2 separate regions of the Homo sapiens genome follow, and region 2 is linked to region 1. The links are chromatin loops, found by intact Hi-C in ENCODE. Cell type or tissue: psoas muscle. All regions are shown on one strand. Links, peaks and the distances in the headings refer to the core of each region. The heading gives the core; the rest is flanking DNA.

Evidence for each region. Peaks named below come from ENCODE experiments on the same cell type or tissue, not always from the same donor. Only the 100,000 strongest peaks of a DNase experiment are listed, where the experiment ranks them.
Region 2: a loop joins it to region 1, with 2.5 times the contacts of the local background. A loop is called at or near these places in 4 of 110 quality-filtered maps.

Annotation. Positions count from the first base shown.
Region 1 is chr19:32,645,540-32,655,786 of GRCh38, reverse strand. It overlaps ANKRD27 (ankyrin repeat domain 27), which reads left to right. Exons shown (of 29, transcript NM_032139.3): 3 at 5,995-6,105; 4 at 9,172-9,328. It also overlaps the pseudogene RN7SL789P. Among named protein-coding and RNA genes, the nearest start is that of ANKRD27, 25 kb to the left of the region's middle. RefSeq lists an enhancer at 5,827-6,328. In psoas muscle, for the core only: no CTCF peak of the experiment used is centred there; DNase peaks (open chromatin) are centred at 2,636 and 5,866; H3K27ac peaks cover 1,051 bases.
Region 2 is chr19:32,593,859-32,604,105 of GRCh38, reverse strand. ANKRD27 (ankyrin repeat domain 27) reads left to right here. Exons shown (of 29, transcript NM_032139.3): 26 at 1,980-2,091; 27 at 4,056-4,134; 28 at 4,330-4,402; 29 at 5,728-7,100. The coding sequence ends at 5,961. Among named protein-coding and RNA genes, the nearest start is that of SNORA68B, 9.5 kb to the left of the region's middle. RefSeq lists an enhancer at 9,918-10,247. In psoas muscle, for the core only: a CTCF peak has its summit at 4,273 (motif pointing left); no DNase peak of the experiment used is centred there.

The sequences.
Region 1 (10,247 bases), core at 1,182-9,181:
CTTGGCCTCCCAAAGTGCTGGAATTACAGGCGTGAGCCACTGTGTCCGGCCTAACTTTTGTAATTTTTGTAGAGACGGCGTTCTCAATTTCTTGCCCAGGCTGGCCTTGAACTCCTGACCTCAGGCGATCCTCCTGCCTTGGCCTCCCAAAGTGCTGGGATTACAGGTATGAGCCACCATGCCTGGCCAACTAAGTGCTTTTCAGCTACAAGTCATGGGATCCCACTCAAGCCCACTTTAGCAAAAGGGGGATTTTGAATGAACTTTTCTGCCTTGTCACCTTCCTTTCAGGGACACCGGAGAATGGAGATTCTTCTTAGGCTGTGCCATCCAGGGTTGCCCCACAGAACCCCAGACCCTCAGTCCAGCTCCTCCTGAGATCCAAGGCATCCACAAGGAACTGCTGGGGTCCACATGGGGCAGCAGTGAGCCTCTTGTCTTCCTCAGCCTTGTTTGGTGGACTTGAATCAGTGAGGTTGCCAGGCATGTTGGTGCAGGCCTGTAGTCCCAGCTACTCAGGAGGCTGAGGCAGGAGGATCGCTGGAGCCCAGGAGCTCTGGGATGTCGTGAGCTATGCTGATTGCATCTCCACACTAAGTTTGGCATCAATATGGTGACCTCCCAGGAATGGGGGACCACCATGTTGCCCAAGGAGGGGTGAACACTGCCATGCTGGAAATAGAGCAGGTCAAAACTCCTGTGCTTTGCCAGGCACAGTGGCTCATGCCTGTAATCCCAGCACTTTGGGAGGCCAAGGCAGGCGGATCATTTGAGGTCAGGAGTTCAAGACCAGACTGGCCAACATGGTGAAACCCCATATCTACTAAAAATACACAAATTAGCCAGGTGTGGTGGTGCGTACCTGTAATCCCAGCTGCTTGGATGGCTGAGGCATGAGAATCTATTGTACCTTGGAGGCAGAGGTTGCAATGAGCTGAGATTGCGCCACTGCACTCCAGCCCAGGTGACAGAGCAAGACTCTATCTCAAAAAACAAACAAACAAACAAACAAAACAAACAAAAAACCCTCCCGTGCTGATCAGCAGTGGGATTGCACCTCTAAATAGCCACTGCACTCCAGCCTGGGCAACATAGTGAGACACCATCTCTAAAAAAAAAGAAAAAAAGAATCAGGGAGGCCAGCATCTCAGCAGAAATCAGCAGAGTGCAGGAGCTGCTGTCACTGTCACACTGGTCAGGTTTGCTGGCCCATGCCGGCCCCCTCTTGTCCGTGTGAGGAGGGACATGGACCCACACCTGTCCAGTCCGCAGTTGTGCTCTACCTATGTTCATAGATTGAAAGAAAAAGTCGAATATCTCGATGGTCTCCAGGAAAATGCCATCCTTTCTGTCACCTCTAAGGGATCCCTGTGGCCTCAGCAGTTGAATGCCAAATATCTTTCCATGAAGTTTGGACATTGTACCAACTTTATTTCATTTTTAATATTTTGGTAGAGATGGGGTCTCACTATGTTGCCCAGGCTGGTCATAACCTTGTACCAAGTTTGACTGCCCTTGAGTCTGCCCTGGAGATCAGAGTCCTTTATCAGGCTCCAAAAAATGTGAAATCACTTAAAAACATGTCTTGGCCAGGCATGGTGGCTCACGCCTGTAATCCCAGCACTTTGGGAGGCCGAGGCAGGCGGATCACTAGGTCAGGAGTTTGAGACCAGTCTGGCCAACATAGTGAAACCCTATCTCTACTAAAAATACAAAAAATTAGCCGTGCGTGGTGGCAGATGCCTATAATCCCAGCTACTGGGGAGGCTGAGGCAGGAGAATCGCGTGAACCCGGGAGGCGGAGGTTGCAGTGAGCTGAGATCACGCCACTGCACTCCAGCCTGGGCAGCAGAACGAGACTCTGTCTCAAAAAAACAAAAACAAACAAAAAAAACCATGTGTCTCCCGCAGAGTGAACCGCACCACGCTTCTCCCTGCGTGCACGCTGCTGGGCCGCCTCATCTCCATGTGGCCCTGCAGCAGTGTGTGTGGGGCAGCTGAGGGTGCAGCTTGACTGCTCCTTCCCTCCCCACCCCCACCCCGTCCCCGCCCCCGCCACGCCACGCCTCGAAGCGCCTTCCTTCGCAGGTGCTCCTTTTGTGGGGATGCCCCCACATCCAGGCAGGTGTCTCCTTCCTGCCCTCCTCTGCTATCTGATTGGACAGTGGAAGCGCCTTCTCCTGTGCTCACCCAGATTTCAAATTTCAATTTCAGAGGCCTGTGACAACCCCACTGCTTCTAAAAGTCACCTCTGTGCTTACAACTATCCGGCTAATTACACACCTGTGGCGTCCTCAGAGCAGGCTGGGCAGGTCTGCGTCCCTGGGGCTTTAGTGCAGAGTTGAAAGTCCTCCAGGTTTCCCAGGTGCACCAGGAGACTGGCCCCTTTGCCTACAGGAAAAACAAAAATTTCAAAGGAGATTGAACTTGGTTCTTTTATTGAGTTGTCTGATTTAATGGGGTAAGTAGGCTCCGGGGGCCTAGTCTGGGAGCCTAGCAGCATGTCTTCTAAGCCCCAGGAACTAACTTTCATCCGAGCTAAGGGCGCTGAGACCCCTGCTCCAGTTCTCAGAATTTATTTAGTATAGATGCTTCCAACAAGCCGTGGCCATCCACTCCACGCCAGGCACCGTGCCAGGTTTCAGGGTTACACGATCAATGGGGAACTTGGCACGCCTTCAGGGAATTCCAGAACAGGCCATTTGCAGGCCAGAGGAATATCAGGACAGAAGGCAGCGTGGGCAGTTGTGGAGTGCTTAATCCAGCCTGGGGAAGAAGCAGGAGAGTGCCCTGGAGTAGGTGCCACTCAGGCAGATTCTTGCCTTTTATTTGACTTTTCTTTTCTTCTTTCTTTCTTTTGAAATGGGGTCTTGATCTGTCACTCCCACTGGAGTATAGTGGCGTGATCTTGGCTCACTGCAACCTCCACCTCCTGGACTCAAGTGATCCTCCTGTCTTAGTCTCCTAGGTAGCTGGGACTACAGGCGTGCACCACCACGCCTGGCTAATTTTTGTATTTTTTGTAGAGACAGGGTTTTGCCCTGTCGCCCAGGCTGGTCTCGAACTCCTGGACTCAAGTGATCCACCCGCCTCAGCCTCCCAAAGTGCTGTGATTACAGGCGTGAGCCACCTCACCTGTCTCCTTTTGTTTTTCCTCATAAAATGCAGCTCCTGCAGGACTTTCTTTCCCCCAACCCCACACCCTACCCCCGGGATGGAGTTTCGCTCTTGTAGCCCAGGCTGGAATGCAGTGGTGCGATCTCGGCTCACTGCAACCTCTGCCTCCCGGCCTCAGCCACCTGAATAACTGGGATTACAAGCGGTTGCCACCGCGCCTGGCTAATTTTTGTATTTTTAGTAGTAGAGACGTGGTTTCACCGTATTGGCCAGGCTGGTCTCAAACTCCTGACCTCAGGTGATCCACCTGCCTCAGCCTCCCAAAGTGTTGGAATTACAGGCGTGAGCCACCACACATGGCCTTTCTTTAATTACTGTGATTTAAAAAATTCTTTCTAAAGGGGCTAGAATAAACCATTTTTTGGTTAAGCCTTGAAATTTCTGGGTCCCCACCTTCTGGTCAACGCAGTAACTCTGAACTTCGTCTATGCCGGTAACTCTGGAAAGTCTTTGCCAGCAGTAAAAACTCCACAGCTACTCCAGAAGTAGTCTGAAGCCCCCTAAGGGATAGCCTGGAGGCCGTTGGCCTAGCTCTCTACCCCCTATCCCAGGCAACTCCTCCCCGGTCTCAGCAGGATTGCTGTGGGGATGGTGGGTGGAGCCAGGGAGCCCAGCGTTGGCTTCTGGTTGCTATGAAATGCTCTGGGCAGCAGGGGCCTCTCTCTTTCTTGGCATAGGAGGAACTAGAGCTCCTTTTTATGTCTGCCAGAAAACTAGTTGGGGGAAGGGTTGGTCCTGAGGGCCCCCGATTTACCCAGTAAACATGCACTGGGCACCTGCCTCGTGTCCAGCAGTGTGCTTGACAGTGGGGATGCAGTGAATGGGGCCAGACGTGCATTATGCAAGTCAGGGAGGCGGAGAAGGTGATGCAAACAAGCGGGCAGCATGTGGGCACAGTGGGGCAGAGTTCTCTGAGGCCCCTTAGAAGTTCCTGCTTCGAGGCCAGGCGTGGTGGCTCACACCTGTAATCGCAGCACTTTGAGAGGCTGAGGTGGGCAGATCACAAGGTCAGGAGATCGAGACCATCCTGGTGAACACGGTGAAACCCCGTCTCTACTAAAAATACAAAAAAATTAGCCGGGTGTGGTGGCGGACGCCTGTAGTCCCAGCTACTTGGGAGACTGAGGCAGGAGAATCGTGTGAATCCGGGAGGCGGAACTTGCAGTGAGCCGAGATCACGCCACTGCACTCCAGCCTGGGCAACAGAGCGAGATCTGTCTCAAAAAAAAAGAAGTTCCTGCTTCCCAGAGGCCACATGAAGGCCCTCCAGCCACGGCCCTTCCTTGAATGGGATGGTGTGAGTCCTTCATGCTGCAGCTGGAGGGGGGGCCATCTCTGACTTCAAGCATTAAATACCCGAGGACTGGCTCTTTAGATCCCATTGCCTGTGGCCCACTTTGGCCTCTAGGATCTTCTTTCTTTGTCTGCCAACTGCAGTGGTGAGGCCACTTGGGAGCCTTGAGGTCATTTCTTCTAGCCTAACATCTAAGGGCCTCCCTTTATTTTAATTTTTTATTAAAATTTCAGATTATTATGTTTAATTTCAAACAAAGAATAATACAATGGACCAGGCACAGTGGCTCATGACTGTCATCCCAGCACTTTGGGAGGCCAAGGTGGAAGGATCGCTTGAGGCCAGGGATTCAAGACCAGCTTGGACAAAATAGTGAGATCTCATCTCTACTTAAAAAAAAAATGCTGGTCATGGTTGTGTGCACCTGTTGTCCCAGTTACTTACGAGGCTGAGGCAGGAGGATGGCTTGAGCCCAGAGGTTGAGGGTGCAGTGAGCTATGATTGCGCCACTGCACTCCAGCCTCGGTGAGAGAGCAAGACACTGTCTCCAAAAAAAAAAAATAAATAAAAGCGTAAAGAAAAGAATAGAAGGAAACCATCATCCATGTGAAGTGTTCTTTTTTTTTTTTTTTTTTTTAAAGACAGAGTCTTGCTCTGCAGCCCAGGCTGGAGTAGTGCAATCATGTGATCTCAACTCACTGCAACCTCTGCCTCCTGGGCTGAAGCACAACCTCCCGAGTAGCTGGGATTACAGGCACATGCCACCATACCTGGCTAATTTTTGTGTTTTTAGTAGAGACAGAGTTTCACCATGTTGACCAGGCTGGTCTCAAACTGCTGACCTCAAGTGATCTGCCTGCCTCAGCCTCCCAAAGTGCTGGCATTACAGGCGTGCGCCACCACCCCCGGCTAATTTTTGTATTTTTAGTAGAGCCAGGGTTTTGCCATGTTGGCCAGGCTGGTCTCAAACTCCTGACCTCAAGTGATCCGCCTGCCTTGGCCTCTCAAAGTGCTACGATTATAGGCATGAGCCACCACGCCTGGCCATGTTTCTTTTTTGAATGGTGGGAGAAAGTGTGATTTTTTAGCTTCCCTTTTCTGTACTTTCCAAATGCTCCTCTCTTCATCTGGGCTTGTCCCTGAGCCCCTGGGTCCTTATAACTGTGCTGTTAAGAATAGAGAGGGAGCCTGGGGCCACTAGCCTGGGGGGGACCCAGCGATTGTAGGAAGGAGCCGTCAGCCTCCACATCTGAAGGTGGAGAAGGATTTGTACTGTTCGCCTCCTCCCTCTGCCTGTGGTGGGGTGAGGCTGATTCCATCACAACAGCAACAACAACAACAACAGCAGCAGCAGATCACCTCAGCTGGCAGCCACTGTGGCCGTGTTGGCAAGGGACCTCGGGCGTTCTCTCTGCCAGCAGGTCCCGCTGTGTGTCCAGCTGGAGCGCCTTTGGGGACACCTTGTTCTGCTGAGGTGGTAAATGGCACGTCTGTCTAATGTTGCCCCGAATTGTTTTTTCCAGGTCTTAGTACCCTGCAAAGGAAGCCTGTCGAGCAGCATCCAGTCTACTTGTCAGTTTGAGTCCTACATTTTGATACCTGTGGAAGAGCATTTTCAGACCTTAAATGGAAAGGTATTCATTTCTTGGTGGATCAGCCAGGGTCACCTACTCGGTGTTTGGGGCCAGAGGGGAGGAAGAGAGTCCCGTTCTCAGCCTTTCACAGCTACTGGCAATGGTGGCATTTGACACACACTGCAGCCCCGTGGGGGGCTGGAGGGACCCTGCCTTTGTGGTGGAGGAAAGGGAGGTAGTGATGGTAAGCTGGACCCCAGCTGCTGTCTTGGAGGCCGGGAGGTGCCAAGCATCTCTCTCTGATCCCGTGATGGGGTTTCTGCCGTGTGTCGCTGGAACACCTCCTCCTTGCTGATGTCCGAGCCAAAGGAAGTTGTTTTATCCCAGTGCCGTGAAAAGCTTGTCAGTGTCTTGGTCCCGAATAGGACATCAGGGATGAATATTTTAGTTTTTAAAAGCTTTTTGTTTCAGCTGGACATGGTGGCCTACGCCTATAATTCTAGCACTTTGGGGGGCCGAGGCAGGAGAATCACTTGAGGCCAGGAGTTTGAGACCAGCCTGGAAAACATAACGAGACCCCATCTCTGCCAAAAATAAAAATAAAAAAATTAGCCAGGCGTGATGGTGCGTGCTTCTAGTCCTAGCTACTTGGAAGGCACAGGTGGGAGAATTGCTTAAGCTGAGGAGTTTGAGCTTGCAGTAAGCCATGATTGTGTCACCACACTGTAGCCTGGGCAACAGAGTGAGACCCTGTCTCAAAAAAAAAAAAAAAACAAACCCAAAAAACAATCTTTTTGTTTTGAAATAATTTCAAATGTTTTAGTAAAGTTGAAAAAACTCTTAAATGTGCTTCCCCCCAAGCTGTTAACATTCTTGCCACATTGGTTTTATCGCTGTCTCTCAACACATATTATTATTATTTTGAATCTTTTTTTTTTTTTTTGAGATGGAATCTTGCTCTGTCACCAGGCTGGAGTGCAGTGGCGCTATCACAGCTCACTGCGAGCTCCGCCTCCCAGGTTCACGCCATTCTCCTGCCTCAGCCTCCCGAGTAGCTGGGACTACGGGCACCCGCCACCATGCCCAGCTAATTTTTTGTATTTTTAGTAGAGACGAGGTTTCACCATGTTAGCCAGTATGGTCTCGATCTCCTCACCTCATGATCCACCCGCCTCGGCCTCCCAAAGTGCTGGGATTACAGGCGTGCGCCACCGCGCCTGGCCTGAATCTTTTGAGAGTAAGTTGCAGGCACTGTGCCCTTTAGCCCAAGACAGCTCAGTGTGTATTTCCCAAGAACAGGCATTCTCTTATGTAACCACAACGCAATGATCACACTCAGATAATTTAGCATTGATAGAATGTCCTCCAACATATTGTCCTCATACAGACTGTGCTGATTATACCAATTATATCTTTCATAGCAAAAAAAACTTCTTCTTAGCTCTAGAATCACACACTACATTTTTTTTTTCTTTTGAGGCGGAGTCTCACTCTGTCACCCAGGCTGGAGTGCAGTAGCTTGATCTCAGCTCACTGCAACCTGCGCCTCCCAGGTTCAAGTGATTCTCCTGCCTCAGCCTCCTGAGTGTCTGGGACTGCAAGCACTCGCCACCATGCCCGGATAATTTTTGTATTTTTAATAGAGACGGGGTTTCACCATATTAGCCAGGCTGGTCTCAAACTCCTGACCTCAAATGATCCACCCACCTTGGTCTCCGAAAGTGCTTGGATTACAGGCATGAGCCACTGCACCCGGCCTGGATCCTTTTTAAATGTTGCAACAGAAAAAACATTGAGCTGTTTCTTTAGGAGAAGAAATTCTGTGTTCTTTGTGAAAAGAAAAGGTAAGAAAGCTCTCCCTATCTAAGAGATGGAAGTAATCTTGTGCTGCAGTGTGGCCAGGGCTGAATCCCACCTGCTACTCCCTGCATGGCTTACTGTGGTCATGGCCGGGTGCTGGGGGCAGACCAGCTGCGCAAAGCCCGACTCCTGTCCTTTTTGTAGATCTAGGTGTCCAAAAGAGAACAAATCAACTAAGCTGACTGACAGCTGGGGTGAGCAGATCTCTAGCAGGAAAACAGCAGTGTGTCTTGTGAGCCACAGGGCAGAGCAGATGCACTGACAACCCCGTGCTTCCTCTCCCTGTCACAGCGCCACAAACCTCAGCTGCCGCATCTGAACACAGCCCCTGCCCCAGTGAGGACACTGTGGCCGGGCTTCCCTGACTATGGGGATGCCGGGAAAAACAGGGCCATTCCTGAATGGGAATAAAATCTCCCCCTCTCAGAACCTACCTGCTTCCGCTTTAAAAGCAAAACAAAACAAAACGACACATACCCCATGGTTAACATCAACAGTGAAAAAAGCTGACATCATGTGCCTTCCAACAGGATACACAGAGGGAGATAAAACATCCCTTTCAGGGCATTCCTATCAGAAACGTGTAACTGTAAAACCGTAATCTAATTGTCAGGAAACATCAGACAAACCCTCCCAAACACACGGAGGGAGAGTCTGCGATACGCAACAAAAATGTCAATGTCGTGAAAGGCAAAGAAAGACCGAGGCACTGTTCCAAATAAAGGAAACTGAAAAGATGAACAAATGCATCGTGTGGGCCAGGTGTGGTGGCTCACGCCTGTAATCCCAGCACTCCAGGAGGCCAAGGCGGGCGGATCACCTGAGGCTGGGAGTTCAAGAGCAGCCTGGCCAACATGACAAAACTGTGTCTCTACTAAAAATACAAAAATTAGCTGGGTGTGGTGGTGGGTGCCTGTAGTGCCACGTACTCAGGAGGCTGAGTCAGGAGAATTGCTTGACCCTGGGAGGCGGAGGTTGCAGTGAGCCGAGGTCGCACCACTGCACTCCAGCCTGGGTGATGGAGTAAGACTCTGTCTCAAAAGAAAATAGAAATGATTCAGGTATCTTGCAGCCATAGCTACTAGGCCAACAAAGAGGAAACATTTTAGTATCAAAATGAGCAAAACAGGAGAGTATTTGTGCCCCAGCAAACCCACAATGGGGTGAAGGCCGTAGGGTCTGGTTAAGTGCTGCATCGGGGGCCAGGCTGAGAGTGGGATGTGGTTGCCCCGGCTGCTGGTGCAGTGATGGCTTTCTTGTTTCCAGGATGTCTTTATTCAAGGGAACAGGATTAAATTAGGAGCTGGTTTTGCCTGTCTTCTCTCAGTGCCCATTCTCTTTGAAGAAACTTTCTACAATGAAAAAGAAGAGAGTTTCAGCATCCTGTGTATAGCCCATCCTTTGGAAAAGAGAGAGAGTTCAGGTATTCTGGGAGAAAAAACCTTTTTCTCCTGTTTTAGAAAAATGTGTTTGTTGAACTTGTTCCTGACTTAGCTGTTGAAAGGTTAAACAAGGCCGGGTATGGTGGCTCGCGCCTGTAATCCCTGCACTTTGGGAGGCCGAGGCACAAGGATCACTTGAGGCCAGGAGTTCAAAACTAGCCTGGAAACATAGTGAGACCCTGTCTCTATAAAAAAATTAAAAAAATCAAGCCGGGCGCAGTGGCTCACGCCTGTAATCCCAGCACTTTGGGAGGCTGAGGCAGGCAGATTACTTGAGGTCAGGAGTTCAAGATCAGCCTGGCCAATGTGGTGAAACCCCATCTCTACTAAAAATACAAAAATTAGCTAGGTGTGGTGGCATGCACCTGTAATCCCAGCTACTCGGGAGGCTGAGGTAGGAGAATTGCTTGAACCCAGAAAGTGGAGGTTGCAGTAAGCTGAGATCACGCCTCTGTACTCGATCCTGGGTGACAGAGTGAGACTCTGTCTCAAAAATAAAAAGTAGGCTGGGCGTGGTGGCTCACGCTTGTAATCCTAGCACTTTGGGAGGCCGAGGTGGGCGGATTACCTGAGGTCAGGAGTTCAAGACCAGCGTGACCAACATGGGGAAACCCCATCTCTACTAAAAATACAAAAAAAATTAGCCACGTGCAGTGGTGCGTGCCTGTAATCCCAGCTACTCAGGAGGCTGAGGCAGGAGAATCACTTGAACCCGGGAGGCAGAGACTGTGGTGAGCCGAGATCGCACCACTGCACTCCAGCCTGGGCTACAGAGTAAGACTACGCCTCAAAAAAAAGATAAAAATAAAAATAAAAAGTAAAAAAATAAAATAATTAGCCGGGCATGGTGGTGCATGCCTGTAGTCTCAGTTACTCAAGAGGCTGAGGTGGGAGGGTCAC
Region 2 (10,247 bases), core at 1,095-9,094, 52 kb after region 1:
TGGCTGGTCCTCAGTCTCCTGGTCAGAGGTGGTGCTCTGGGAACCAGGAATCATTCTTTTCACAGGTGGTTTTCAAAGGCCTGAGTGGAGGGGCCCCCCCCTCAGCTAGCAGTAGGGCTGTGGTCCGGTAGTTACATAGAGTCAGGCACTCAGGAAGGAGCAAGTCATGATGTTCTGGTGTCACCATCCTCACAGTGTGAACACAGCCGTTGTCTTAGCAGCACGATGGAGAAGGTTTGTTTTGTTGGTGGATTTAAAACTCCTTGAGGCCAGGCACAGTGGCTCATGCCTGTAATCCCAGCACTTTGGGAGGCCAAGGAAGGAGGATCACTTGAGCGCAGGAGCTCATGACCAGCCTGGGCAACATAGTGAGACCCCCTCTCTACAAAAAATCAAAAAATCAGCCGAGCATAGGGGTGCATGCCTGTAGTCCCAGCTACTCAGGAGGCTGAGGTGGGAGGATCGCTTGAGCCCAGGAGGTCAAGGCTGTAGTGAGCTGAGATTGTGCCACTGCACTCCAGCCTGGGTGACAGAGACTTTATCTCAAAAAAATGAAAGTAAAAGTCCTTGAGTCCTGTAGGAATCGTGATTATTGGCCTACTGCCTTCTCCAGTGCTGTGGATGCTTGCGTGGAGAGCGGCGGGGAAGGGTCCTTTTCCCCTGGCGAGCGGCAGCTCTTTCTGTTCCTGTTTTCCTGCTGAGTCTTTCTTTTGTTTTCTACCCAAGATAGACAGCGAGTAGGCTGTTAAGTGACACAACTGAGAAGCTAACATCACCATCAATCCACTCCATGGACAGGCTCCTTAGAGTAATTTTTTGTTTCTTAAGACAGAGTCTTGCTCTGTTGTGGCGTGATCTTGGCTCACTGCAACCTCTGCCTCCTGGGTTCAAGCGATTCTCGTGCCTCAGCCTCCTGAGTAGCTGGGATTACAGGCACGTGGCACCACACCTGGCTAAATTTTTGTATTTTTTGTAGAGACGGGTTTCACCATATTGCTCAGGCTGGTCTTGAACACCTGACCTAACTGATCCGCCTCCCTTGGCATCCCGAAGTGCTGGGATTACAGACGTGAGCCACTGTGCCTGGCCTCCTTATATTAATTTTCAGTGACAGAATTGAAATATTTTAAACTCTCAGTTTAGTACTTTCTTAAATGATTATGTTGAATTTTTTTTGGTTTTTAAAATTTTTAATTTTATTATTATTATTATTTTTTGAGACAGAGTCTCAATTTGTTGCCCAGGCTGGAGTATAATGGTGCAATCTTGGCTCACTGCAGCCTTAACCTTTGGGCGCAGATGATCCTCCAACCTCAGCCTCCCAAGTAGCTGGGACTATAGGCGTGTGCCACCATGACCAGCTAATTTTTTTTTAATAGAGACAGGGTTTTGCCATGTTGGCCAGGCTGGTCTCGACTGCCTGGGCTCAAGCAATCCACCCGCCTCGGCCTCTCAAAAGTGCTGAGATTACAGGCGTGAGCCATCGCGCCTGGCCTTTTATTATTTTTAAATAGAGACAGGGCCTTGCTATGTTGCCCAGGCTAGTCTTGAACACCTGGGCTCAAGCAATCCTCCCACCTCAGTCTCCCAAAGTGGTGGGATTGCACGCGTGAGCCACCGTGCCCAGTTAATTAATGTGTTTCAATGAGTACTTACTATATGGGGGCCCTCAACAGCCTCATGATAAGCATATGATAGTAGATCTTATTATGGTTGAGCTGGTTGCATGGAGTGGTTGAATCCCCAGCGTGGAGTCCACAGAGAGGGCAGAGCTTTTACCCAGTGGTAAAAGCAGAGCCGGGCTCCCCATGCAGGCCTGCTTTTACCACTGGGCTTTATGGCCTCCAAGCTCCATTTGTAATTATTTCTGAGCTTTTTCTGCCCAGTCACACTAATACTGACATTTAGATCAAAAACAAATAATAACCTATTAAAAAAGAATAAAAACATTACTGTTCCTTTTCCCTTTCAAATTGCAGAATTCAAAAATAATGGAATTGCTTCAGGTGGTACCAAGCTGTGTTGCTTCATTAGATGATGTGGCTGAAACTGACCGCAAGGAGTATGTCACTGTTAAGATCAGGAAAAAATGTAAGAGTTTACGTTCTTTCTGTCACGCTCAAGTTGGGTATATTTAGACATTCATGAGTAGTTGCTGGTGTTCATTTAATTGTATATGTAAAGTGTAATTATAATCATGCCTGGAGGAGATACAGGCACCAAAGAAATGTATGTTACCTCCCAATTTATCAGACTATGGGTAAGCTTTTTTTGTTACTAGTTTTCTGGTTGATGGTAATGATGTTTCCTGAGGAAATAGGATAGAAACTGTCAACACTACCTTGAAGGTTCAGGTGTCTGCCTATGGAGATGGGGAACAGTCTCTGGGATAGTTTCTTTCATGCCTCATGTTCCAAAGTCAGGTGTTCTGGGCATTTCCTGGACATCCAGGGTAAATGCTACCTTTCAAGATTTTTTTTTTTTTTTTTTTTTTGAGACAGAGTCTCGCTCTGTCACCCAGGCTGGAGTGCAGTAGTGTGATCTCAGCTCACTGCCAGCTCTGCCTCCTGGGTTCACGCCATTCTCCTGCCTCAAGTAGCTGCCTCCCACTCTCAAGTAGCTGGGACTACAGGTGCCAGCCACCACGCCCAGCTAATTTTGTTTTTGTATTTTTAGTAGAGAGGGGCTTCACCGTGTTAGCCAGGATGGTCTCCATCTCCTGACCTCGTGATCTGCCCGCCTTGGCCTCCCAAAGTGCTGAGATTACAGGTGTGAGCCACCAAGATTTTTTATTTAGTTAGTTTTTTTGAGACAGAGTCTCACTCTGTCACCCAGGCTGGAGCGCAGTGGTGCAATCTCAGCTCACGCAACCTCTGCCTCCTGGGTTCAAGTTATTCCCCTTCCTCAGCCTCCCGAGTAGCTAGGATTACAGGCACGTGCCACCATGCCTGGCTAATTTTTGTATTTTTAGTAGAGACAGGGTTTCACAATGTTGGCCAGGCTGGTCTCAAACTCCTGACCTCAAGTGATCCGCCCTCCTTGGCCTCCCAAAGTGCTGGAGTTACAGGTGTGAGCCACCGCGCCTGGCCTCAAGATTTTTTTTTAAGTTTGTACGTGTACGGAGGTTGATTATAATTAAAACAGCAGTTGCCGAACAGCAGTGAGACTGAAGTATTTTCTTCTTTTTAAAAAGTTTAGAAGGGGTCCTTGTTCTACTTTTTTTTTTAATTTACAATATGAAATATTATCCAGTGAGGTATGCAATAATGCAATACAATAATATGGATAAACCCATTCACATATCTCGATAACCCTGAGACTGTCTCACCGTAATTGGTTGTGGCTGGGGGAGTTAAGGGAGTTAAGGTTTTATTTTTCTATTTCATGGGGGTTCTCATAATACAGGCTGACTACCCCCTATCTCAAATGCTTGGGACCAGCAGTGTTTTGGGTTTTGGAATATTTGCATTATACTCATTGGTTGAGGATCCAAATCAGGAAATCAGATTCTTCTGAGCATGAAGTCAAAGAGTTCAAAATGTCTCGGATTTTGTAGCTTTTTTTTGAGATGGAGTCTTGCTCTGTCGCCCAGGCTGGAGTGTGGTGGTGCAATCTCGGCTCACTGCAACCTCTGCCTCCTGGGTTCAAGCGAGTCTCCTGCCTCAGCCTCTTGAGTAGCTGGGATTATAGGTGCGTGCCACCACGCCTGGCTAAGTTTTTGTATTTTGGGTAGAGATGGGGTTTCTCCATGTTGCCCAGGCTGGTCTTGAACTCCTGACCTCAAGTGATATGCCCACCTCGGCCTCCCAAACTGCTGGGATTACAGGCATGAGCCACTGCACCCAGCCTGTGGCATTTTAGGCTTTAGATTTTTGGATTGGAGATACTCAACCTGTTATAAATAGGTACTAGCTGTGTTTCTTTAAGCAAATTCAGTGCTTCAGTTTCTAAATTTTGTAAATCTGAGAATAGAAAGATTGTGTCTGTGCTGTAATTTTAAAATAATCTTTACAACTGTTTTTGAAGTTTTTAGATGTTTATCTTTTTATCTACAGGGAACTCAAAACTGTATGATCTACCAGATGAGCCTTTTACAAGACAGTTTTACTTTGTCCACTCAGCTGGTCAGTTTAAGTGAGTATGAAACTCAAGTTGATTTCTGTGCTTTTGCCCCTAGTTTACTCCAAGCTGCACGTAAGCTGCTTCAATTGTAATTGGTTATGGACAAATCTGCACCTACTAATGTCAAAAATGCTGCCACCTTGTGGCCAACCAGAGTGTTTCATGCCACTGTCCCAAATATTTATTTTCGTTTATTTTGGGTTTTAGGGGAAAGACTTCAAGGGAGATTATGGCAAGAGATAGAAGTGTCCCTAATTTAACCGAAGGTTCTTTGCATGAGGTAAGTTATTAAACACTGGCTTTTAATCATATTTTCTAAAGCCCGGCTTTGTCAAAAGTAATCCATGGTAAACACGTCTCCTTGATCGTCATCTTCATTATTCCGTGCGCCGTATGAGTTAGCAGCAGTTAAAACTGGAATTATTTCATGGGACAGTGTAGAGTACAGACTTCACTGATTGTTATAACTAAAAGTACATTTCTGAGCAGAGGAGTGGAAAGTGTTACATGTGTGGGAAACCACAGGTCTTGGTGCTTATAGGAGATGAAACATCCCACATTTCACTATGGTTTTAATCACCAAAGAAAGAAAACGACAGTTTGTATATAGATGGGTAAATGATGTCTCCAAGTATGGTGTACAGTTGCTCAGACAATTCTTTATGTGGCCATCTTCCCACTACATTTTTTTATTTATTTATTTGAGACAGAGTCTTGCTCTGTGGCCCAGGCTGGAGTGCAGTGGCACGATCTCGGCTCACTGCAGTCTCCACCTCCCGGGTTCAAGCATTCTCCCGCCTCAGCCTCCTGAGTAGCTGGGATTACAGGCATGTGCCACTATTCCTGGCTAATTTTTTTGTATTTTTAGTAGAGACGCAGTTTCACCACGTTGGCCAGGCTGGTCTTGAACTCCTGACCTCAAGTGATCTGCCCGCTTTGGCCTCCCAGTGTGCTGGGATTACAAGTGTGAGCCACCGTGCCCGGACCCTACTGCATTTTTAAATCACTCAGAAGCTTGATTGAAAACCTGTGATCGGAGACAGTGATTCTTCTCAGAACCACAGCTTTCCTTGTTGCTGATGAGAATTTATAGCATATGTAGCATAGGCTTGTTGGAACAAATACACAAAAGTTCTAAATTGTTTTAGATAATTAAAATGATTTTAATTAACATGACTAATTTTGATACCATATTTAGTCTTATGTGGTGTTGCTAGGAGACCTGCTGCTTTGTGGGAAAGCCAGAATCGTTGAAATCTGCCTGAGTTCCATCAAGTGCTAGCTTTTCCCTTGCTAGCTGTAGGACTTTAGGCAGGTGGCTTAACTTTGCTGATCCTGTTTCCTCAGGTGTAAAACGGGGATAACAATAGTAGTACATGCCTCCTAGAGTCATAAAGATTGTGAAAACAAGTGAAACATTTACTCTGACACATGTAGTATGCACATGCCATGTTACCACGACAGGGATGTGAGAATTGAAATTATGCCTGTCAAGCACTGAGCACATTATGTGACACTAGGCACTAAGGGGCAGCTGTCACTGTCATGGTTGTGGCTTCCAGTACAGTGAGGACGTCAACGGTTAAAAATGTACTTTTTCTTTAGCCAGGGAGGCAAAGTGTCACACTGAGACAGAATAACCTGCCAGCTCAGAGTGGATCTCATGCTGCTGAGAAAGGCAACAGCGACTGGCCAGAGAGGCCTGGACTGACACAGACTGGCCCTGGACACAGACGGATGCTGCGGAGACACACGGTAGAGGATGCGGTCGTGTCCCAGGGCCCGGAGGCTGCTGGCCCCCTCTCCACTCCCCAAGAGGTTAGTGCTTCCCGGTCCTAACAGGAATGAGGAGTTGTTGAACCCACTGCTAGGAAGCAAGGATGCAACAAGATGATGCTGAGCGTGAACACATCTGAGAACTAAATGTGCTTCCATGAGACTGGCTTGAGAAGTCTTCAGCACCAAGTTCCTGAAAGCTTTTCTGTGGCAGGAAAGAATGCAACAAAAAAGTTAACCACCACCATCTCTCTCCTCTTCAAAGCTAATGAATACAATTGAAACAGACAAAAATTCCAGTAGCATCCAGATCCTTAAGCCAGAGGTGCATGCTTCTTTTTAAGTATGAGGGTTTGTTGGTCACAGTGGGAGAGGTTTCACCACCGCATTCTGACCTCCTCCTCCCAAAAGGTGCTAAACCTCTCTGACCTGTGTACATTCACAAACCACAGCTAGAATTCCTCCACCTAGGATTAAGCTGGAGAGAAGTAAGTAATTTAGGTTTCATGGTACTGTAGAGGCCAGGCTGAAATGTCATATCTGAAGGAAGAAAGCAGCAGCTGGACAATGTTTCTTTGCAAAGCAACACTCGAACCAAAAGATGCCTCAATCCCATTTTGATATTCATTTTAGTGAAAGGATGCATCAGACCTGTTCCACATCATGCACATGGGAAAGGGTGGTTATCATTTTCCTTCTAACAAGTAGGTACAGATATTCGGTTACTACACGTGCACCTGTAGCAGTATTTCTAGAAACATCCCTTTTTGTTGAGAACCTCCCTTGAATGTCTGTCACACTCACACCTGACGGGATGGTTACTGGATTAGAGAGTAGATTTGGCACATCTTTTCTTAGTCTTTTGATTCAAATTCAAAACTTAACAGCACAAACCAGGTCAGAGTTACTTTCGGTTAGAATTTATTGCCATTTATTCCTTTTTATAAATTTCTATAGATTATACTGTTATTTTTATGTTATTGGCCTAGAGCTACACGTATATGGGTTTGTCCTGAGTCCGTTTTCAAATGACCTTGTGATAGGGAAATGGTTTTGTCCATGTTCTTGGAAATACTTGTGTATGTACAGAAGGAAGGGAGGGATTATTTTTCTACAAAGTAATTTATGATTTCTAATTTTCTAATGTGCCTTGGATATGTGCCAAATGATGGAAAAGAAACAGTAAACTTTATGATTCTTGACTGTGTCATGGTATTTTTTTTTAGTTGTTTGGCTGCAGATGATATGTTTCTCAGCCTGTCTGCTGTAAACATGTGCTTTGTGTGTGAGAAAAAGGGTCCCCATTGAATGGATATACATTTTTCAGTTATAGATGTGAGATTGAAACATGGGAACTTGATCACTTAGCTCATTATTCATCTACTGACCAAGGCCTACTTAACCCAGTAGGCACAGTGTCCCGGGCCCACAAAAATGTTTTTCTTTGGAAATCAGAAGAATAAAATGAATACAGCTTCCTACCCCAAACAAACAGGAAATGAGCCCTGTTGCTTTGCTAATTTCTTTGTTCTGATTTTTCCTTTTCCCTTTTTTTTTTTTTTTTGAGATGGAGTCTCGCTCTGTCACCCAGGCTGGAGTGCAGTGGCACCATCTCGGCTCACTGCAGCCTCCGCCTCCCAGGTTCAAGCAATTCTTCTGCCTCAGCCTCCTGAGTAGCTGGGACTATAGGAACCCACCACCATGCCCGGCTAGTGTTTTTTTTGTTTTTGTTTTTTTGTTTTTGTATTTTTAGTAGAGACAGGGTTTTTCACCGTGTTAGCCAGGATGGTCTCAATCTCCTGACCTCGTGATCCGCCCGCCTCGGCCTCCCAAAGTGCTGGGATTACAGGTGTGAGCCACCATGCCCAGCCTTCCCTACTTTTAAACAAAACCACCTTATAGACTGAAGCTGCTGTGGTTCTATACCATCCTAATTAATACATCCTATACAGTTTATCAGCACAGGTATTCTCAAGATACAAATACACACATTTGACACCACCTAATATGTTGGGGTAGTGCAATATAATTTTGAAAACATTTTCTTGAGATGATGGAGTCTCGCTCTGTCACCCAGGCTGGAGTGCAGTGGCACCATCTCGGCTCACTGCAGCCTCTGCCTCCCAGATTCAAGCAATTCTCCTGCCTCAGCCTCCCGCATAGCTGGGATTACAGGTACCTGCCACCATCCATGCCTGGCTAATTTTTATATCTTTGGTAGAGATGGGGTTTCACCATGTTGGCCAGGCTGGTCTTGAACTCCTGACCTCAAGTGATCTGCCCACATTGGCCTCCCGAAGTGCTGGGATTGCAGGCATGAGCGACTGCGCCCAGCTGAAAACATTTTCACATATACCCATTTAATTTCAACAATCACTGTGAATGGTAGAATTGTCAAATGAGGAAACAGGTTCAGAAAAATAAGGGGACTGCGAGGGATCTCACAGCCAGGATCAAGGCCTGGTTGGCAGTGGCAGCTGCAAGCTTGGTGTACCCTTCCTCTGGAGAGGTAAATGCTGTTTCTTTTTGAGCTATTCTGGTCATCAGTAATGTTTTCCATCTTAAGTGACTCCCTCGATTATTTTTAAAAAACAGTTGTCATCCTGGCCAACATGGTGAAACCCTGTCTATACTAAAAGTACAAAAATTAGCTGGGTGTGGTGGCGTGCGCTTGTAATCCCAGCTACTTGGGATGCTGAGGCAGGAGAATTGCTTGAACCTGGGAGAGAGGTTGCAGTGAGCCAAGATCATGCCACTGCACTCCAGCCTGGCAACAGAGCAATACTCCATCTCAAAAAAAAGCAAACAACCAGTTGTTTTTTCCAATTGCTTTCCCTACCCAAAACTTGATGTGACAGTTGAGAAATTAATGCCCCTAATTTCCATTTTTGTGGAAAAAAGTTTTGAATTCAAAGTAACGCAAGTTCACTGATTTAAATTAGAAAGTTTAGAATAACCACTCTCCACTCCCTAAAATGTACTCCAGCCTCTTATTGCCATCAGGAACCTCTCTCCTTGTACATGGAACCACTTTTCACTCTCAGGTAGGTGTCTGAAAGAGTCTGACCATCTTTAAACACACTCACAGCAGTTGCCATTAGGACAGTGGTTATCCTGTGAGAAAGCACAGAACTTGTGAACTGCCTCATGTCCTCCTAGCATTTGTATGTAAATGAGGCCTAAAGCAAAATTTACCTGTAAATGGGATTTTTTTCAAAATCCCCGACCAAATTTTTTTTAAATTACCAGTTTACCCTGACAGAAAATCCCCAGCCAGATTTCATCTTATGATCATTCTTTTAAAAATATGTTGATGTTCTCAACGGTTCTACTTATTTATAATGTTAGATATTGTTCTATTTCTTCACTGACAATAGTTGCAAATTTCAAATATAGTAGAATCTCCAGTTTAAACATGTATCAGTAGTATGCTGGCTAACGCAGAGACTGGGGTTTGCAAACCACATTTCCCTTCATTTTTTTACTAATCCTATTCACCTTGTTAAATTTATGAATTTAATCCTGTGCTAGGTCTCACAGGACTACGACATTTAAAAGGTTACACCAAACAGCTGGTTGATGGTTAAGTTTATGATTTAAATATATGAGCAGTGGCTTGCACCTACAGTCTCAGCTACGAGGGAGGCTGAGGTGGGAAGATCAGTTAAACTCAGGAGTTTGAGGCCAGCCTCAGCAACACAGCAAGTCTCCGTCTCTGAAAACCGTAACTTATGAGTGCAGGTTTTCATAACCTAGTGGAAAGAAAGCACAACAAAAGAGAGAACATTTAAGTCACCTGCAACATTATCAGTGATATGTTACCAAAATGTTTAAATGCTGAAGTGTCTCAACTGGATTTGAAATCATTAGAAGTCATTTCTCTTACAAACATGTTTATTACTGTAGTAGCATTACCAACATGTCTATTTTGGTCATTTTCTTTTTCAGTCATTATCACTCTAGTTATTTTGGAGGGAGTGGTATTTGTTAATATCAGTACCTCTGAAAAACAATTATAAATGAGATCAAAGCTAGCTTTTTTTTTTCTTTGAGATGGAATCACCCAGGTTGGAGTGCAATGGCCTGATCTCAGCTCACTGCAACCTCTGCCTACCAGGTTCGAGCCTCCCAAGTAGCTGGGATTACAGGTGTGTGCCACCACGCCCAGCTAATTTTTATATTTTTAGTAGAGACAGGGTTTCACCATGTTGGCCAGGCTGGTCTCAAACTCCCGACCTCAAATGACCTGCCAGCCTCAGCCTCCCAAAGTGCTGGGATCACAGGTGTTAGCCACTGTGCCTGGCAAAGCTAGGAATTTTCTTACATTAAGTGGAAGTAGTATCTGCAGG